2 separate regions of the Homo sapiens genome follow, and region 2 is linked to region 1. Evidence: chromatin loops called from intact Hi-C (ENCODE). Cell type or tissue: IMR-90. All regions are shown on one strand. Each heading gives the region's core, and the rest is flanking DNA. Links, peaks and the distances in the headings are about the cores only. Region 1 overlaps CABIN1 (calcineurin binding protein 1). Region 2 overlaps CABIN1 (calcineurin binding protein 1).

Region 1 (10,363 bases), core at 2,237-7,236:
CAGAGCATTTGGACTCAGTGACATCTAAAGTTCAGCACAGGCTGGACAATTTCTGAGTAGCAGAAGCTCTAGCCTGCAAGAATCAAGTGGAGCTGTGGGCATCTGGACAGGATGGTTTTTGGGGGTCTGTGGGTCTAGGGAGGAGAAACGCACTTCACTCTGTCTCGACCGTTGGGGAAAGGAGAGGAAACTGGCTGACTCGGAACTGTAAGGCTCAGCAGTCTCTGCTGTCACACTCTAGGTAGAAAAATTGCCAGACACAGGTCACACAGAGCCAGTGTCCCACAGCAGGGAGGCAGGTAAGCAGCAGCAAGGCCTTGTGCCTCCAAACCAACTGGAAGCTTCAAAGCTCCCAGGCTGAGAACGGGGACTGTTAACACTGAGGAACATTCTTGCCACGGCAAGAAAGGAGCCAGGGCCAGGCACGGTGGCTCACGCCTGTAATCCCAGCACTTTGGGAGGCTGAGGCAGGTGGATCATTTGAGATTAGGAGTTTGAGACCAGCCTGGCTAACATGGTGAGACCCCATCTCTACTAAAAATATAAAAATTAGCTGGGCGTGGTGGTGTGTGCCTGTAATCCCAGCAACTTGGGCGGCTGAGGCAGGAGAATTGCTTGAACCCACGAGACAGAGGTTGCAGTGAGCCAAGATTGCACCACTGCACTCCAGCTTGGGCGACAGAGCAGAGAAAAAAAAAGAAAGGAGCCAGGAGAAATCTACAGGTCTGCACCCACTCAGGCCTTGGAAGGGATGGCTATAGGGTGCCACTGGGGCTATGAGGTCCCCTGGGCAGCTCAGCCGACAGCACCTTTGGCAGCAGCCTAGCTCTGGGATCTGGGCCTTGGATTTGCAGGACCAGAAGCCCACCACCACTGGGGTGGGGGGTGTGAAGGTACTTACTTGGACCAGCCACGTGAGCCAAAGGCCAAGCATATATTTCCAAGGAGGGTGTGACCACTTAAGCAGGCTCCTGCTGGCCTGTGGGTGAGCATGGCTGGGGTGGCCTGGTCTCCTGGGCTCCTTAGGTTGGCAGAGAGCTGCAACTTCATAGGCCTTCAGGAGTGGCCCTGAGGTGGGTAAGCAGTTCTCTCTCTGGGGCAGTGGTCAGAGGCTTGTGTCCTGGACATCCAGGTGCTTTGTGGGTAATTAGGTCCCACAGGGTTTTCCTGCATAGGGTGCTGACAGTGCCAGTAAGCGCAGCTCTTTGAGCCCAGAGAATCCTCAAGGATCAGGGCAGGCAGTCTCACCAGCCTCTGATTGTCATAGCACTATCACATGACGCTCCAGGGACCTCTTGGTATGTACACAAGCACTTCCTGGGGGGTTGGGGGGTGACAGGGTAAGGCTCAGCTTAGTGAGGAACCTCCATGCTCAGGGCCTGAGTGTTTTTACCTGTCAGACATGGCAGTATCCATCTGATGGGGCTTTGGAGAGGGCTGGCACAGATACAGGCACAGAGTGCAGGACATCGTGTGGTGCTGGGAGGGGGACCAAGGAAGCTGGAACCCACAAGGCCTCGGAGCCCAGCTGGGAGCAACATTCTCCCAGGGAAGTCTCCCCAGAGGCTTTACTCAGCAGAGGCTTAGCACAGAAGCCCTGAGCTCCCCTCTTCCACCACAGGACTCCCTCCTGCTGTGATAGCCAGGCACTGGGACCCCAAGCTGCCCAGCCCATTCTGAGCCTCAGTGTGTTCATCTGTGCTGGTAGGTGGAGTGGTGCCTGCAGATCCCTTCTTTGGCAATGTGTCTGAGAGAGCACCTATCCACTCTACTCTTTCTGTGGGAAGGCATGCGCGCTGGGGAGAGCTAGGTGCTGCCCGTGATGGACCTGGAGGCCTCTGGGATGCAGGGGACTAGTTTCCAGAGAGCCACACACTCACCACAGACAACACACAGTTTCTTCCTGGCCTGGGTGTGATGAGCAGATGTTCTCAGCTTCCTTTGGTCCAACTTGATCTTACAGGAAGTAGATAAGGTATGAAGTAAGGTCATGAGCTGTGCAAGGTGTGAGTGTCGCTTTGGTCCTCGTGTCTGCTACAGCCCTGTGGACAGCCGGGAAGAGTGGCCCAACTAGCTCTGGAGCTAGTCGGGCCTTGGGGACAGGTCCCAGCCATAGTGGCCTTATTGCTGTGTGACTGCACCAGTGTCCAGTGTTTCTGAACCTGTCCCTATGTGTGTCTGTCAAATGACTATATGAATGTAGGTAGATGGCAAGGGGCTGTTGTGGCTTGAGCAACATGCAGATTTAGAACTCCTTGCTTAAGACCCTGACCATGGTGAGGAGCCCCTTGTCCTCACACAGCCTTGAGGTAGCTTGTGCTCATTGTGACTCCCCTGCAAGTGAATGATCTCTAGGTAACCCAGCCTCCTTCTTCTGTGTCCCCAGCAGCAAGTCCAGTGCCTGGCAGGGAGCAGTATCCCTCGAGGAGATCCTGAGGCACTGCCTCTTGAGTTCCTCCTGGAGGGAAGGAAGGAGGGCAGAGAGTGTGACATTACCCAGGCTGAAGGGGCAGGTTGGACCTGGGGCTGATTTGGACTAGGGGTACCTGGAAGGGGCACAGAGTAAGCCTTGGACCGCTGGCTCCAGGAACCAGCCCAGGGGTAGGCCAGGTGGAAACCAGCCAGCTCAGAGAGGAGATGTCACTAGGACAGGTGTCACCAGGATAGGGGCTAAATGGGTCTGAGGCCCCTGGGTGTCTGTGGAGGGAGGAACGGCGCTATGTGATAAGAGAGAAGCTCGCTATGTGATAAGAGAGAAGCTCATGGGGGCAAAGGGTTGGGGGTGGGTAAGCCAGGGCTTGGGGCAGCATCTCTCTCACCTAGCCCGTGCAGGTTGGCCCATCCCTGCCTTTCCTTGGCCTCCCCTCAGCTGGAGTGGGAGGAGCAGCCAGGAGTTGGTAGACTGTCCCAGTGCAGCCTACCTTCATGGGAAATCAGGAAGATGCTGTGTGCACACTGGAGCTGTGAGTACCAGGGGCATTGGCCAGACGCTGTGAGTGAGGCCCTCCCCTCCTGAGCCTGTTTCTCATCTGTAGCAGGGTACAGTACCCGCTTCCAGGCCGGAGAGCGACCCTCCCTGAGCTCTGCAAAGCTGCTCATGTCCTGGGGATGGGGTACTGTTGCTGTTCTTGGAATACTGAAACTGGGGGAAGGGGTGTCCTGAGAGCTGCCTACTACTCCCAACCCTACCCCTCAAACCCAGTGCTTTCTCTGTGGGCCTCACAGCCTAGCTGGAAGATGAGGCCCCTTCCAGCTGTAAAACCCACTTACCATGGCATCTCTTTTTTGCCCTCCGCCCTGAGGACATTACTCCAGCGGTCTTCACTGCAGCCCCCCTGCCCAACTGTAACAGCAAGGACAGCTCGGCTGTGGCCAGTCGTTTCCCCCACACACCTACACTTCTGCCTGCCACAGGGCACTACTGGCACAACTCCAGGGGGCGCCATTCACATAGGCACCGCCTGCAGAGGGGGGATATAACCCTCACACACAGTTGGCCAATGCCATCCCGGCCTGCCGCACTCCTGGCCACCCCTACACCATGCTCTCTGGGGCCCCACAGCTTCCTGCAGTGAGAGCTGCACCCACTTTGCCCGGCAGCGGTCCACAGCCCGCCACCAGCGGCCAGTCCAGGGAACCGGAGAGGATTGGCCGGCAAAAGTCAGTTGCGCTCCTGGGCCCGCTTCCAGTAGAGTGCCGGCGCCCCGTCCGGCCGCGCCTGCCCCGCCCCGGCCCGCCGCGAGCGAGAGAGCGAACGAGCCTCCGCGGCCATGGCCCGGCGCTCGCCCTAGCTCCACTGCACAGATGCCACGGCGGAGCCGGCGGGTAGGAACTTGGCGGGGGCGGGGGCCGGGACTGGGGCCGGGACTGGGGCCGGGGCTGGGGCTGCGCAACCGCTTCGCCTCCGCTGCCCGTCTGGGTCTCCACTTTGCTGGCGCTTTTGCTCAATCGTCCCCTGGTGGGCTCTGGCGGCCGCCCCCCGCCTCGGCGCACCAGGCGCAGCAGGAAGCCCGTGGGCTGTGGTTTCCCCGGCGCCCCCGCGGAGGAAATCGGCCGGCGGCGGGGTGCTGCGCCCCCATGCCCAGGGCGGGCTGGCACCCGGTTCAGCGTCAGGTGGGCGGCCAAGCCGGCTTGGGCGGCGGCGCGCGGGGGCGGCAGGCGCTGGTGAAGCCCGCACACGCGCCAGCGCATCCAGCCCTACCAAGCCCCGGGCTGGGAGCTGGCTCGTGGGGGCGTGCGCTGCGCGAAAGCGAAAGCCGCCCGCCAGAGCAACTTTGCGGCGGAAGGCGCCGACGAGGAGCTGTGCCGTGCCGCTCTTGGGGATGGTGAGCTGGCCGCCCGGCCGGGTGGGCAGCGCGTCCGGGCGCGGTGCTTCGCTAGCTATAAATAGGTGCTGTGCGGGGACAGGAAGATGGTTCCAGCCCTTTACAAGCACCGGCCCGTTATGTGCGCTGGGCTAGGACCTTGCCCCGCAGCGGAGTGGGAGGAGTGAGGTTAGGGGTAACGGTTGCATGGGATGGGGGGTGGGCACATAGAGCCTACAGCAGAGTTGGCGGCGGGGCTCTCCCATGCACTTGGTTGTTTGTCGTTTCTGCTTTTCCCGGGAGGGGGAAGGGAGGAACAGCCCGGCAGTTCTGGGGACCTTAGCGCTCCACGTCTTATTTGGCAGGAGAGGCTGGAAACGAGCGGGCGCCAGCTGCAGGCAAATTGCAGGCTTTCCCAGCCCTTGTCTGCAGAGAGAATCATTACCTGTGGATGGCGCGGGGAATCCCTTGCCCTCAGTAGCCCCGCCTGGAGAGACAGGACCGCGTTGTGGGGGGTGGGGTGTAGGAGTGGGCGGAGGCCAGGGCGCCCCTGGTGGCCTGTGTACAACCCTGCGGCCAGAGAGGCCCGCCCTGATAGGTTTGTGGTAGAAGCTGCAGGAACTTCCTGTCCCTAGGGGTGTTCAACCTGGCCTGCTTCTGGGGCCCCTTTCCTCCCAACCTTAGGGGAGGAACAGGACTGCGGGAGGGGCCAGACCCTCAGCTCCTCAGGGCATCAGGAAGATAGGGAGCTGCTGGTCTGGAAACTCAGTCCTGCCTCTAAAGGCTTCGGGACTCCTGAGTAGGGAGGCTCCAGAAGGGGCAATCTGGGCCAGGGCTCGGAGGGGTGCTGCCCAGCCGGCCTGGCTCTGTCTGTGATGCTCATCTTCCTTAGGGACAAGCCGGGTAGAGTGCAAAGAGCATGATAGGCTTAGTTCAGCTGTAGTCTTGGCTCCCTGCAGGCTGGCTGCCCTGGAACAAGTCTCTCCCCCAGCAAGGTGTAAGTGAAATCATGTGTTAAAGGAGCTGGGCAGGCAGCCTGTGAAGACGGTTGGCCCCAGGAGATGAAGTTTGCCCTACACGCCCCACGCCATCCCCTCCTTTTCCTCCAAGCTGTTTCGCCGCTTTGGTGACTTGTGTGGGTTTGTGGGTAACAGGGGTCTCCCCAGGACTGTAGAGGATTTTGGTATTTTCCCCACAGCTGCTCCTGACCTCAGGGCCAGATTCCATCCCCTTCCTGGCTCCGCTTGAGGTGCTTAAGAATAGGCTGGAACCAGGAGGAAGTTTTTATGCTTTTCTGGGGGGGCGGGGAGGCCCCTAATCTCCTCTCCCAGCAGCCCTCTCTGCTGAGAGGCTCCATCGCTCTCTAGCTGCAGCCACCCACTCAGCAGCTGGCCCTCAGCTCAATGCAGTCTGCTCCTACACCCTGTGCCCACTGCTCTTGGGAATGGGATGCCAACAGGCTCCCCGCCCTCGCCTGTTCCGAGCACTGAGTCACCACGACACCCGTGCCACGGGGGATGCTGGAGGAATCCCTCCACCAGGGGAACGGGCTCTCCCTTGGTTGCTCACAGTGTCGTGTTTTCTGTGAACAGAGCTGGCAGAGCTGAGCTCCTCCAGGAAGCCTTGCCCACCCATCTTACCACGGGCATACAGGGCTGGCTTGGGGCTAGGAGGGCCCAGGAAGACAGAACACTCACCCACTGTGTCAGCTCAGGCACCCAGGACCTGCTTCCTGGAGACCAGCCTGCTGCTGCGTGCCCACTCTCGTGGTCCCCTCTGGGTGATCTATCTTGAAGAGAGGGAGAAAAGCTTTGTGGAGAAGTATGTTCAGCCCAGCATTCTTCATCAGAATCCTTAAGTCCCAGAGCCAGATGCTCACCAGTAGCCCACTTCACTGTGCAGTGAAGGGCTCTGTGGTCATTTTGAATGATGTTTTTGGTGATGTGGGAAAATACATGTACTGTATTTGCTGAGTTAAAAGTCAGGATTAAAATTACCCACTTTCCGCTCAGGACGCTGCGGGTGATGGGGAAGACTCTGAGGGAGTCACTGCTATACCCCTGACTCGGCTGCCCATTTCCTCATCTGCTTGGCCGACGCTTCTTCTCTGGCACCAGCTGCATCCTGGTTTTTTTCTGGCTTTCTTCAAAAACCCCCCACATCCCTTGCTCTCCTAGCCCATTACTTCTTGTTCCAGCTTCTCTCCTGTCCCCTCACCCTGGATCACTGGGAAGTTGGGCTTCCCCAGCATCCTTGAAAGGGATTTATCTGTGGCATAAACTCTCCAATGCCTACTCAGGGGTAGCCTGGATGTGGCGCTAGGAACATGAGGGAGGACAAGACACTTTTCCAGCCCTCTTGGGAATCAGAGTCACCTTAGGGCTACACCAAGGGCAAAGGGATGTGGAGGCCAGGATTTGTGGGTTTTACCTGGAATACTACTTTTCTGGGCAGTCTGCAGGCAGGACCCAGGGGCCCCTGTCTGTCCTGACTCTCTCTGCCTGTGGGCTTCTCTTCCCCCCAGGGGCTTCAGGAGTTCTCTGAGATTTCATCTTGGCTCACAGATCTTGAGTCTCCCAGGAGGCCAGGCTCTGCTCAAAGGCCTTGAGGTATAGGTGTGAGCCAGAGAGATGCAGCCCTCCTGCCTGCACCACCCATCTGCTCCACCCTGGGGAGCCCAGAGTCCAGGGGACTGTGGCAGGGCAGCTATTCCCGTTCAAGACTCAGGCCCTTGAAACTGGCTGCTGACGTCAGAAGCTGGGGGCAACCCTGCAGGCAGTGCCTGACCAGGCCGGGCCAAGCCCAAGAAGGCCCCTAGCAGACTCAGGCTAGTTTGGATTGGACAACCTGGGTGAGCTGGAGAGGAAAGAGACTGCTGTGTGAAGTAGATGACCACCTGCCCAGCTGCCTGCTTGCTCCCTTGTCAGGCCAGGTGCCCTGGGTCTCCCAGGTGGCTCCTGGCACCTCATGGCCTGTTCCTTCCTCAGCACCCCTGTGCAGCGCCCAGGCAGCTCCTTCACAGCCATTCTGTCTACTCCCAAGTATGGTTCCTCCCTCTTCTGCCCTCTTGCTTGAGCCTCACGTGGCATCCCAGCTGGGCATGGCCCTGGGAATGACAGAATGGGGCAGGGGGTTGCATCTGAATCCTGTGGGTGTGGCAGCAGGGGACAGCTGGAAAAGGCCAGCAGAGAGCTTGCTTAGAGGCCATTTCCTGCAACATTGCCCAAGGGACTTAATTATGACACCCTGAGGCACCCATGGTGCTGGTGGAAGACACTGGCCACCTGCCAGCCACCCCGTCCACAGGCAGGCATTCCAGTGGCAGCCTGCCCCTGCAATGGGCCTTTGCAAGTCTTAAGAGGCACCTTTTCAAAACCGAGGTGAACTGGCATCACTGCATTCTCCATGCTTCCATTTCTACATCTGTAAAACAGGGAGGCTGCCAATTTCTTGTTCCTCTGAGTGTTAAGCAGGGGTGTAGGAAGAGACTTGAGGTGGGCGAGTCTGGCCCCTGGGTCCTGTCCCACTTTGCATCACTAGGCAGCCTTGGCAGGTCACCTGAACTCAGTTTCCCTCTCTGGAAAATGAGGGGTGAGTTGATTACATACTCAGGTTGTCCCTCCCAGTGTAGACATAGGATGAATCTCTATGTCCCTACTCAGCCCACACCTGACCCTCGTCCACTCTGTGACAAGCTCGTGCCTTGGGTCTGAGTACTGTTCTGACTGGCCTGCTCCTCTTGCTTACCCTTCTTTCTTGCCTTGGAATTTCCAGGGGCACTTGATTTCCTGAAGAGCCTTTGCCTGTGCCCTAGAAGTGGAGGAAGCTCTAGAAGGAGTCATGACTGAAAGGTGGGGTCCGCCAAGGTGACAGATAGAGCTGGGAACCCTCAGCTCAGGGAGCCTCAGAACAGCCTTGGGCTGTGCCACTAAAAATGGCCCAAGCAGTGACCCAGCAGCCAGCAGTGGGGTTTACAATGAGAATCAGAACAGTGTTTGAATTTGTGGCATCAGGCTGTCGAGCCCCGGGTTGGCCCTGGCTGAGTGAAAGGCTGTGTCTGGCAGAAAAGAGAGCCCCTGCCCCTCCAGGAGTAAGCTCCCCTGAGACCACAGTGTGCTGGAGACAGCATGAGCCATGAGCCATGGGCCTGGGCATGGCCTTGGCCTGTTGGCCGGGAATAGCAGTGTTCTATAACTTCAGGGACACTTGTCACCTCGAAGTGGTGCCACCTGCCAAGACTGCACAGCCCTCCTGCCCCCAGGCACTTCACCCTGCTTCCCAGCCCCCTCATAAATGGACAGGGCAAGAGCACAGGCTGGCCCGGCAGCATCCTACCACCTCCACTTAACCAGCTCTCAGTTCCCCCAGGAAAGTCTTCGTGGGTTCCCAAATCATAGCAGTCATGCCCTCCCTCTGTGGACCCCTAGGCTCACTCTACCATGGGACTCAGTGTTTGAGGCTCTGTTTCCTCAAGAGCAGAGGGAAGACCACCAAAGTCTTAAGGCTGTAGGCAGGGTTTGGTAACTTGTATCAGGCACTCAGCTTAGAGTCTGGGGCTTCATAAATTATTCAGATTGTTAAAATCTCTCTCTGTGACCTCATCTGCCAGTGAGGAGCCTAGAGCCGTTCTGAAGGGTTGGGGGATTGACTGAGATGCCTGGAAAGAGATGCTTGGCATGGAGGGGAAGCCTCAAGCACAATCTCAGTGTCTTTAAGTCCTCTGAGGCTATTGGTGTGCACCCCCAGCTGCCCTCAACTCTATAAGCAAGCATTATCCCAGCCACTGTGGCCATCAGGGAACCCAGCCCTGGTGACACCAGGGCCCAGGAATCAAGTGGGGCAAATCTGAAGACAGCAAGTGTGCCTGTGGAACTGGGAGAGGCGAGGCAAGGGGTACGGCCAGAGCAGCGGGACCCAGGGCTGAGGGAGAACTAGGAGAGGGCCAGAGGAGACCCTCCTCGCGGCGACCCTGCTTCTCTCAGCTGCTACTTATGGCCCCTGCCCATCTATGATCCTGCCTCTGCCTTTCCCTCAGATGCCGTGGGGGTGTTGGCCTGGTGCTGGCTCCCTCCACCTGCCCTCAGCCAGGCCTCTTGGTCACTGCTGCCTATGCCCTTCTTTTCTGGCCCTGACTTAGCTTTATCCAAGCTCACCCCTGGCACATTCTCCACACCCTCCCTGAGGCCCGAACGTGAGTCCCTGGGCTGAATGCAGTGGGGCTTCTGCTGTGGCAGTTGGAACCTGGCCATGCCCCTTCCTCCTGTGTGGGCCGTGGTGAGGAAAACCAGGTGAAGCAGGGGCTGTCCCTTGTACCTGTCCCACTCCAGGAGACCCTCCTCAGCACCTTGGTTCTCTAGGAGCTTCATAGCCCTCCACAGGCCCGGTGTTAGAGGGACAGTGGAGGGAGAGGGCTGCTGTGGCTACTGCCCCTCTGTGGGGAACCGCTGTGTCCAGGTCATCCTGGGGCTGCCAGTATCATCCTTCTCATGGGTCTCTTGCTGCAAACACAGAAGCCCAGCTCCACCTGGTGTAGGCAGAAAGCCAGTTGGCTTGCTACCACCCTGCTGGCTCGTGACTCTGCCTGGTGGCTTCACTCTTCAGACCAGCTTTCTCTGGAGGCCAGCCTCATGGCCATAGGAAGTCCCCTCACCGTTCGGGAGGTATGTCCATCTGCACACCGCCCCAGGCCACAGAGAAGAGGGGTTATTCCTAAAGGCTCTCATTAGGAGGGGAAGCCTGACTGGGATCCTGGGGCCCATCTGCTGGCTGAATTCCCATGGCTGGTGGTGGGTCTTAGGCCTGGCCGAGCAGGCAAGGGGGCCAATCCTGGGGGCAGGGAAAGGACAAGCCCACAACAGAAGGGGCTTCTGGGAATAGTGCCCAGTGCAAGGTAAATAAACATAGGAGCCCCCATACTGGGGCATGTGAATGAAGATACAGTAAAGAGATGAACAAGGGCACACTAGCTGGCCTGACCCTGCCCGGGAAACGTGCCCTTCAGCACACTGTTACCAGAAAAAGGCCAAGCAAGATGCCAGAATGAAACCAGAGCACATGCA
Region 2 (10,363 bases), core at 1,720-6,719, 94 kb before region 1:
TCACAAGTGCCCTGAGTGTTTATGCTGCAGGGGTTCTGGGTTGAGGGAACACCACAAGGTTGGCTGAAATGGGTCCTTGGGAGGAGTGCCTGCCAGGAGAGGCATCCCCAGTCCCGAGACTGGGCCCACCCACAGCTTTGTGAGGAGCCACGGAAGGACCAAGTTCAGATGAGCTTGATGTATCCCCCAAACTCCCACCTATCTATCCGCTTTCCACCTTAGTTGTTGGGCTCCCATGAGGTCCTAGAACACACCAGGTGCTCTTCTGGCCTGTGCCTTTGTACCTGTTCTTGTCCTGCATCTTTGTATTGCAAGCCCTTCTCCTCCTCCAGTGTGTCAGCATGAACATTATCCCCTCTCAAAGGCTTTCTCTGACCCTGCTCTCTAAAGCAGGGCCCTTTTGACCCATAGTCTCAAGCACTCTGTTGTGAGGTGGTCCTTATTTGGGTTAGTTTGTGTACCTGCTTATTGGCTGTGTCTCTCTAGAGGGTAAGCTTACTGCAGGCAGGATCTGCCACATTTAGGGCTGCTGTATTTGGTGCCTAGCACAGTGCCTGGCACATAGCTGGTGCTCGGTAATCATCTGTTGATGAGATGAATGACCGAGACAGGATACAGACCAAATGCTGGCTCATGAGGCCCTGGAGAGAGGCAGAGCCTCCTGGAGGCCTGGGTTCTGGACCCCACCACCCACTTATTTTAGCTGCCTTCTTCCTGACTCAGATTTAGTTTCTCTAACAGGAAGAGTTCAGATGCTTGTGTCAGAACGTGTGTTGTGACTTTGTGATTTTGGCATGTTACATGCAGGTTAAGAAAGCTGGACCCTGAGGAGGAAGATGATTCCTTTAATAACTATGAAGTCCAGTCAGAAGCCAAACTGGAAAGCTTCCCAAGCATTGGGCCTCAAAGGCTGTCATTTGACTCAGCCACATTCATGGAATCTGGTAGGAATCGAGCAGTGTGACCATTCACTTTGGGAATTCTTCTTCCCACTATCCTATAACCTGCTTATGTTTTGTTCTGGGAGAATGGTTCTGGGGTGTTTTTTAGTGTGGCCAAGAGTCTGCCTGGATTAGTCTTGGACCTAAGCCCTGTGGTCAGCTTGGAGGTCTTCTGAAATGTCCAGGCTCATACTTGCTATGCTTTCTTATGGCCAAATTCAGAGACTTCGCTTTGCAAATTGAATCTATATAAGCACACCTGTTGAGTGTGTATCAGTGTATAACTGTTGAGTGAGATTAGTGCACATGGCAGCACTTGGAGGTCTGCCCTTTTGATGTCCACCTTAGATACGGAGATTCAGAGAGGCTCAATCATAGCTGCTGAGGGTTGGAGCCAGGCATTGAACCCAGTAGCCTGATCTCAGCACCACAACGTGGTATCATGTCCACCTGGATCAGATGGTAGAGGGAGGGAACAGTCTTTACTGTCCCAAAGTAAATAGGAGACCCTGGCATGGAAGGTACTCTTTATTCAAGTCAGGTTGTTCTTGCTCCCCGGGCAGAAAAGCAGGACGTGCATGAGTTCCTGCTGGAGAACCTAACCAACGGGGGCATCCTGGAGCTGATGATGCGCTACCTGAAAGCCATGGGCCACAAGTTCTTGGTAAGGTGGCCTCCAGGCTTGGCGGAGGTCGTGCTCAGCGTCTACCACAGCTGGAGGAGGCACAGCACCAGCCTGCCCAACCCGCTGCTGAGGGACTGCAGCAACAAGCACATCAAGGTTAGGGGGAGCCTCTCAAGGGCTGGTATTGAACTGGGACCAGGGCATGGGGACAGGGATCTTGCATGGGTGTGGGGCTGCTGTTGTGTTTGGCTGCATCTACTTGTGGGCCTGGAACCTGGTTTTTTTGTGGGTGTCGAAGCAGGAAGTCACTGAACCTAGTTTGTGCCTAGAAAGCTCCCTGATGGCTGAGTGGAGGATACACTTAGGGGTGAGAGTGGGCTCACGGGGCTATCAGGAGGCTGCTGCCATGCCAGGGGAGCAGTGGCTGAGATCCAGTGGTAATAGTGGGGTGCTGGTTTGTGGTTGCAGAGCTGATAGGTTGAACTAGACATGGGATGTGTGAGGGAATGAGAGTCATGGGGAGGGCTTCTCGGGTTGTTTACTGAGTCACAGGAAGCCTTGCCAGGAGAAGCTGGAGGAAAGGGAAACATTTGGTTTGTTTGAGTTGGCAAGGACTGTGACTGAGGCTTTTGTTGTTGTTGTTTGAGACAGGGTCTTGCTCTGTTGCCTAGGCTGGAGTGCAGTGGTGCAGTCACGGCTCACTGCAGCTTCAACCTCCTGGGCTCGGGTAGTCCTCCCACCTCAGCCTTCAAAGTAGCTGGAACCACAGCCGTACACCACCACACCCGGTTATAGTCCCAGCTACTCAGGAGGCTGAGGCAGGAGAATGGTGTGAACCCGGGAGGCGGAGCTTGCAGTGAGCCGAGATGGCGCCACCGCACTCCAGCCTAGGCGACAAGGCGAGACTCTTGTCTCAAAAAAAAAAAATTTGTTTTGTTTTGTAGAGATGGGGGTCTCCTTTTGTTACGATGTTAGGATGTGGTCTTGCCATGTTGCCATGTTGCCCAGACTGGTCTGGAACTCCTGGGCTCAAGTGATCCTGATGCCTTGGCATCCCAAAGCACTGGGATGACAGGCGGGAGCCACCATGCCTGGCCTATGACTATTTTTAACAGATGATAAAACAGCAGAAGCTAAATAGCGTGCTTAGAGAAGCTTTGGGGGCCACCAGCAGTAGGGGGCTGAGCCTCACTGAGCCTTGTCTTCCTGCTGCATTCCACACCCCAGCCTCCTCCACTTGGTGCCTCCTGGAGCTCAAGGGAACACAAGGTGCTCTGGCCCCTTACTCCTGTTGGAGGTGGGACACTGAATGCTGAAGCAGGAGCACCAGGAACATTCAGGGATGCCTGGTGGTCTTTCTGACTTGAGAGCACAGGAGGTAGAAGAGCTTGTAGGTCAGTCATCCCTTGGTGGGCACCCTCCACTGAGTTACCTCAGGGCAACCTCCTGGCAGCTTCTGCCCACCAGGCCATGCTCCCCTGGGGCAGTTGTGAAACAGCAGGAGGAACCAGGGCTTTGATCCCCAGGCAAAGCAGGCTGATGATCACCTTCCAGCTGTGCCCAATGGGCAAGTGCCTTCTCATCACTGAGCCTCAGCTTCCTCAAGTGCCCTGGGAATGGTATACCAGCTGCCCAGAACTTTTAAGGGTTGAGTTCTATAATTTGGATGCAGTGTCCGTCCCAGCACTTGGCAGGTGACAGGGCTGCCTCTTCAACAGGACAAGAACTCTGAAGACCGGTCTCCTGGCCTCTCCCAAGTCTTGTCCCAACATACATCCATGTGGCTCTTTTTATGTTCTGGCGAGTAGCCACTGATTATCACTTATGAAATGGCAAGTGGATAGAAAGAATTATATTTTTATCAAAAAGTATAGTTTTGTTTCCTTCCACAGCCCCCTACCCCCCACACTGTGAAGAGGCTTTGTGATACTGTTCTTGACCTTCCTGTGTCTGTCCTGCAGGACATGATGCTGATGTCTCTCTCCTGCATGGAACTCCAGCTGGACCAGTGGCTGCTGACCAAAGGCAGAAGCTCTGCAGGTAGGAGGCATTATGTGTTCTGTGGCCAGGCTAATATCTGAACCCCCAGCAGCTGGGAGAAAGCTGAGGCGGGAGACTGAGTCATGGAATTTAGCCTTATATCTACAGTAGGCACATTTTTTGGGTTGGCTTGTCAGGGTCCCAGGGAAATCTCCTGGATACTCAAGAAGTGGTTAGCAGTAGCTGAGCCCCCAGAGGGAGCCACCTCCCTGCTTTGCTGTTACACAAGATTGAAGGAAGTGGGATCTCAGTTTTGGTGTGACTGTTCAATGCAGTGCTTTATGTATTATGTAGCTTCAGTAATTTTTCTGGTGATACGGATTTTTTTTTTTTTTTTTTTTTTTTTTGGTAAGACAGCGTCTTGCTCTGTCACCCAGGCTGGAGTGCAGTGGCATGATCTTGGCTCACTGCAACCTCTGCCTCCCAGGCTCAAGTGATTCTCCCATATCAGCCTCCCGAGGAGCTGGGACTACAGGCGTGTGCCACCATGCCTGGCTAATTTTTGTATTTTTTGGCAGAGATGGGGTTTCACCATGTTAGCCAGGCTGGTCTTGAATTCCTGACCTCTAGTAATCCGCCCACCTCAGCCTCCCAAAGTGCTGGGATTACAGGCATGAGCCACTGGGCCCAGCTTCATTCTGACTTTTAAACTACCACCTGGTGGAATGTAGATATACTCAATGCTGTCTGTAAAATTGCTTCCCCTTGCCCTTGCCCCTGACTCTCGGCAGGGGGCAGGGTCTCTGCATATCTTTGTCTTAACTGGTCCAACCTCTCTGATGCCTGCCACTCAGGGAGCTGTAGGGCTCTGAGGGGCTTAGGGTGCCCCTGGAGATAGGGTGGGTGTGGTTAGGGCCAAGTGCAACTTCTGAGAAGCAGAAGGGCATTAGAATGCTACACATGAAGTTGACTCGTTGGCCTGATGGTTTTTAGTGTCTCCTCGGAACTGCCCTGCTGGTATGGTGAATGGCAGATTTGGACCTGACTTCCCAGGGACCCACTGCCTGGGTGACCTCCTACAGCTGTCATTTGCCTCGTCCCAGCGCGACCTGTTCGAGGATGGTTGGCTGGAGTTTGTGGTCCGTGTTTACTGGCTGAAGGCTCGCTTCCTGGCGCTGCAGGTTAGTTCCATGGTCAGCTGCTTGGGGAGCATGCCCTGACACCCAGCAGGGTGGGCAGAAAATTGACCATGTTGAGGGTGTGTGTGTGTATGTGTGTGTGTGTGTGTGTGTGCATGCATGTGTACATGCATAGCACCTGCCCGGGCACTGGGCTTGGCATGAGAAAGTGTGACACAGTGGGGAATTCTCAGCATCTCAGACTTCCAAGCATGATACCAATCTGTAAAGCTCTTTAGCATAACCACAGAGCTCTGGAAGGCATTTGCTCTGCCTCTACCTCCCCCACTCAAGATTGCCTTGGCATCTTGACTCTTTGCTTATGTTTTCCTGAGAGAGCCCGAGCAAGTGAATAAACAGATACAGAGCTTTCTAGGAGGGAATTATTCACCTGTTTTATGAGAGTTCTGGGAAAGCTTCCCTTCAGAGCCTGGTCTGGAAGGCCAGGATGGATTGGCTGTTACCTAGCACCTTGCACATGGTGGTACTGGTACACTGTGGTAGAATGAGTCAAGAGATTGCTAGGGCCCTGTCAGCAACCATTTAGTCTAAAGAAAGCAACACTGTTTGATGTGAAGAACATTAGTTCTGGAATTAGGACAGGCCTGGCTTCTAATTCTGGCTTTGCTCAAGTGTCCTCAGTGTTTTCATCTGCAACATGGGGTTTATGATATCTCCCCTCGCAGAGTTGACATGGACTGTTCATTTAGTCAACAAGTATTTATTGAGCCCAAGCTACATGCCAGGCCTTTCTTAGGGGGGTACAGTGTAATTGGTAAAAAACCCACCCTCATGGCCTCCACAGTCTAGTGAGATAAGTGGTGTAAAGCATCTGGCACATCATAGTCAGTCTTCTGCTTTGGTTCCCTGACCTGTTTTCCGTCTAACCAGGGAGACATGGAGCAGGCCCTGGAGAACTATGACATCTGCACAGAAATGCTCCAGAGTTCCACCGCCATCCAGGTGGAGGCAGGGGCTGAACGAAGAGACATTGTCATCCGGCTGCCCAACCTCCATAATGACTCTGTGGTTTCCCTGGAGGAGGTAAGTGAGAATTTTCGTTTGTTTGTTTGTTTCCTGAGATGGAGTTTCACTTTTGTCGCCTAGGCTGGAGTGTAATAGTGCAATCTCGGCTCACTGCAACCTACACCTCTGGGGTTCAAGGGATTCTCCTGCCTCAGCCTCCTGAGTAGCTGGGATTACGGGTGCCCGCCGCCATGCCTGGCTAATTTTTTGTATCTTTAGTAGAGACGGGGTTTCACCATGTTGGCCAGGCTGGTCTTGAACTCCTGACATCAGGTGATCCACCTGTCTTGGCCTCTCGCAGTGCTGGGATTACAGGTGTGAGCCACTGTGCCCAGCTGAAAGGTTTTTTTTTTTTTTTTTTTTTTTATTGATCATTCTTGGGTGTTTCTCGCAGAGGGGGATTTGGCAGGGTCATAGGACAATAGTGGAGGGAAGGTCAGCAGATAAACAAGTGAACAAAGGTCTCTGGTTTTCCTAGGCAGAGGACCCTGCGGCCTTCCGCAGTGTTTGTGTCCCTGGGTACTTGAGATTAGGGAGTGGTGATGACTCTTAACGAGCATGCTGCCTTCAAGCATCTGTTTGACAAAGCACATCTTTCACCGCCCTTAATCCATTTAACCCTGAGTGGACACAGCACATGTTTCAGAGAGCACAGGGTTGGGGGTAAGGTCATAGATCAACAGGATCCCAAGGCAGAAGAATTTTTCTTAGTACAGAACAAAATGAAAAGTCTCCCATGTCTACTTCTTTCTACACAGACACAGCAACCATCCGATTTCTCAATCTTTTCCCCACCTTTCCCCCTTTTCTATTCCACGAAACTGCCATTGTCATCATGGCCCGTTCTCAATGAGCTGTTGGGTACACCTCCCAGAGGGGGTGGTGGCCGGGCAGAGGGGCTCCTCACTTCCCAGTAGGGGCGGCCGGGCAGAGGCGCCCCTCACCTCCCAGACGGGGCGGCTGGCCGGGCGGGGGCTGACCCCCCACCTCCCTCCCGGACGGGGTGGCTGCCGGGCGGAGACGCTCCTCACTTCCCAGACGGGGCGGCTGCCGGTTGGAGGGGCTCCTCACTTCTCAGACGGGGCGGCTGCCAGGCGGAGGGTCTCCTCACTTCTCAGACGGGGCGGCCGGGCAGAGACGCTCCTCACCTCCCAGACGGGGTCGCGGCCGGGCAGAGGCGCTCCTCACATCTCAGATAATGGGCAGCCGGGCAGAGACACTCCTCACATCCCAGATGGGGCGGCGGGGCAGAGGCGCTCCCCACATCTCAGACGATGGGCGGCCGGGCAGAGACGCTCCTTACTTCCTAGATGGGATGGTGTCCGGGCAGAGACGCTCCTCACTTTCCAGACTGGGCAGCCAGGCAGAGGGGCTCCTCACATCCCAGACGATGGCGGCCAGGCAGAGACGCTCCTCACTTCCCAGACGGGGTGGCGGCCGGGCAGAGGCTGCAATCTCGGCACTTTGGGAGGCCAAGGCAGGCGGCTGGGAGGTGGAGGTTGTAGCAAGCCGAGATCACGCCATTGCACTCTAGCCTGGGCACCATTGAGCACTGAGTGAACGAGACTCCGTCTGCAATCCCGGCACCTCGGGAGGCCGAGGCTGGCGGATCACTCGCGATTAGGAGCTGGAGACCAGCCCGGCCAACACAGCGAAACCCCGTCTCCACCGAAAAAATATGAAAACCAGTCAGGCGTGGCGGCGCACGCCTGCAATCGCAGGCACTCGGCAGGCTGAGGCAGGAGAATCAGGCAGGGAGGTTGCAGTGAGCCGAGATGGCAGCAGTACAGTCCAGCTTCGGCTTGGCATCAGAGGGAGACCGTGGAAAGAGAGGGAGAGAGAGACCATGGAAAGAGATGGAGAGGGAGACCGTAGGGAGAGGGAGAGGGAGTGAAAGGTTTTAAATGGTATTTTTTAGTCAAAGGTTTCTTGTGATTTGGCATAGTTAGCCCAGGGTTGACCTGTTTCTGAGGAACAAGAGAGCTTCCCATATGCTGAGTGGGGCCTCTGTTGGGAAGACAGGAGAGGCCTGGGAAAGGCTGCTGTAGTACACTGGGACACTGCAGATCCTTGGTGGAAAGCAGGTGTGGGAGCTCTCACCAGCACTATTTAGAAGCAGTCATTGCTCTGCTCTCCTGGCTATGTGTGGCAGCCACCCCAGTGGAACTGGAAGGAAATATCAGCTGGAGCAGACCAGTATTGGGCTGGCCATGGGGTTGAGTCAGCAGTGTGTGGCCTATATGCCAAGTTCCACCCAGGTGCCACTTTATTCATTGTGCAGCTCCAGACCCTGCTGCAGTTCTGCATCTGTGACATGTCCACACTGGCTGAAAGTGGCCTTCAGACTCTCCTAGAGTTATTTCAGGGACAAGTACAAGTACAGAGCTGTCTACATGCCAGGGCTTCGTCAGGTCCTGCATGTAGCGTATGACAACCTCTGGTCCAGGCTTGCTGAGTCTCTGACAACCCGATGTTCCGCAGTTCTGCAAGACTGGTTCGCCGAACTGTGACCACAAGGCTGTCCAGCTATCTTGGTGGATGCTTTCCTGGAACTCCTCTGCTTCTGAGTAGTTTTTGGTTTTTGATGTGCTTGTTTTTTAAAGAATTGGATGCCTAGCCATTAATAGAAATACTTTTAACACATACGTTTAGTGTAAACACTGATGTATGAAGGAGGAATCTAATTTTTTTTGGGCTGGAACATAGTCTAATTTTTATTCTCCTCATCCAAGTCTGATAAAAACAAACACTGGCCAGATTTGGTGGGGCAGGGGCTGAGGGGTTTACCCTCATACAGCATTGCCGGGCCTTTTTCAGATTGATAAGAACCTGAAGTCGCTGGAGCGGTGCCAGTCCCTGGAGGAGATTCAGCGGCTGTATGAAGCAGGCGACTACAAGGCTGTTGTGCATCTGCTCCGCCCCACTTTGTGCACCAGTGGGTTTGACCGGGCCAAACACCTGGAGTTTATGACTTCCATTCCTGAGAGGCCAGCCCAGCTGCTTCTTCTGCAGGTGTGTGCTGCCAGTGTCCCTCACACCCACTTGCACCTTCTCTCCTTGCTTGTTTGTGTTTATTCTCTGGAGGTTCTGCGGTAGTTCTTAAGAATGTATAGCTAGAAGAGAGTGGATGTCAAAACCACTAAGCCCCCAGGAAGATGTTAGTCAGAAGATATGGTCAAGACTAATGGAAAGTTAGAACCAAGGAGTGCAGGTTCTAGGGTTCTGCGTGGCTCAGGGTGAACCCCACACTTGACTCAGAACTTCTGTGTGGCAGAGGAGGAAGGAAGAATGGTCAGGTCATCATCTGTCCATCCACTTGTTTATTCATCCATCTTGTTTTGTATTGCTTTTTAAGGTAAATATAAAAGTGGCTAAAATATCTGTACAGTGGAAAGAATCAAGATAAAATAAAGACCAATGTGTTGAAGAAAAATAACACTAGCCTTATGTTTGAAACCTCGTGTGCCCTCCTGAATCCTTCTGTGCTTCTGTTCCTCAGGAGGTAAACTCTTACCAAGAGCCTGCCAGGGAACTGGCAGCTGCTGGGTGCTGGGCAGTTATTCAACCTCTCTGAGCTCAGTTCCTCATTTCTAGGATAGGGATGACCAATGTCCTTAGCTCAGAGTCCTGTTGTAGGGATTACACAAGGTAATGTGTGTTGGCACCATGCCTGGCACTAGCAGGTGCTGTGGAGGTACTGCTGTCATCGTTGCCACCATCCTCAGGAGGGTTGAGTTGGCACCGAGATAAACATGGAAGATAATACGCAAAATATGCTTAGTGGCATTGAGTCCTGGTCCCTTATGCTTCATCCTACTAATCACATTGTGTTTTGTATCTATGGGGTACTTCCCTTTCAATTTGGAAAGAGAGTCCAGTCTTCTCCCAGGCTTTTTGCACAGATTGCACGAAGCATTTTAATCATTAACATTGTTGAACTGGGAAATAGTTAAGAGGTGCGACTATGGGAACAAATGGAAGCACCTCAGTCATGGGGAAAGGGTAAGAAAGAGTTGGTTTGGGGAAGCAGGAGGGAGAAGGGGGTGGAGGGAAGGAGGCTCCAGCTCCTGGCAGAGGAGGTCAGTCAGGCCCAAGCCAAGATCAGCGGATGAGATGTGTGTGACCTGTTACCTGGCAGGCTGCAAGGTGGCCCAGCATGGCTATGTGTGGGAGGGACAGCCAGCATACCAGGAAGGGTGCTGGGTGGGAGAAAGGGGAGAGAGGCCAGTGGTCTCTGCCTCCATAGGATGGCCTCAATGCTCAGATGTGGTCTTGCTCTTATTGTCTTCTAGAACAGCTGGATGTGGCAGGATACCCCATTGATGGGGGAGGAACTGCTGCTTGGGCAGGCGCTGAGCTGTGATAAGGGCTGTGCTTGAGGTCGGAGCCGAATGCTGTGGAAGCTCCTGCTTTTTGTGAATTAAGGTTTCCTGATTATTGCTCAGTTTTGTATTGAGAGTGTTTTCTTATTGATTTGGAGTGCTTTTTTTTGTATATTAAAGATAGTAATCTTTTTCTCAACAAATCTTGCAAATATTTTTTTCCCAATTGTTTGCTTTTAAATTGCAGAGAGGTTCTGAATTTTTATGCTGTCACATCTTTTGATGTTTTCA

What was found. Hi-C counts contacts between places; a loop is a spot of excess contacts. Peaks named below come from ENCODE experiments on the same cell type or tissue, not always from the same donor. Only the 100,000 strongest peaks of a DNase experiment are listed, where the experiment ranks them.
Region 2: a loop joins it to region 1, with 3 times the contacts of the local background. A loop is called at or near these places in 4 of 110 quality-filtered maps.

Annotation. Positions count from the first base shown.
Region 1 is chr22:24,152,252-24,162,614 of GRCh38, forward strand. The region is part of intron 29 of CABIN1 (calcineurin binding protein 1); the gene reads left to right. Among named protein-coding and RNA genes, the nearest start is that of SUSD2, 24 kb to the right of the region's middle. RefSeq lists a silencer at 3,597-4,186 and enhancers at 4,367-4,436, 5,365-5,798. In IMR-90, for the core only: CTCF peaks have their summits at 3,477 (motif pointing right) and 4,862; DNase peaks (open chromatin) are centred at 3,670 and 4,850; H3K4me3 peaks cover 1,889 bases; H3K27ac peaks cover 2,545 bases.
Region 2 is chr22:24,058,420-24,068,782 of GRCh38, forward strand. It overlaps CABIN1 (calcineurin binding protein 1), which reads left to right. Exons shown (of 37, transcript NM_012295.4): 11 at 808-944; 12 at 1,505-1,722; 13 at 3,528-3,606; 14 at 4,540-4,727; 15 at 5,616-5,768; 16 at 8,568-8,762. Among named protein-coding and RNA genes, the nearest start is that of CABIN1, 52 kb to the left of the region's middle. In IMR-90, for the core only: a CTCF peak has its summit at 3,796 (motif pointing right); a DNase peak (open chromatin) is centred at 2,122; H3K27ac peaks cover 1,018 bases.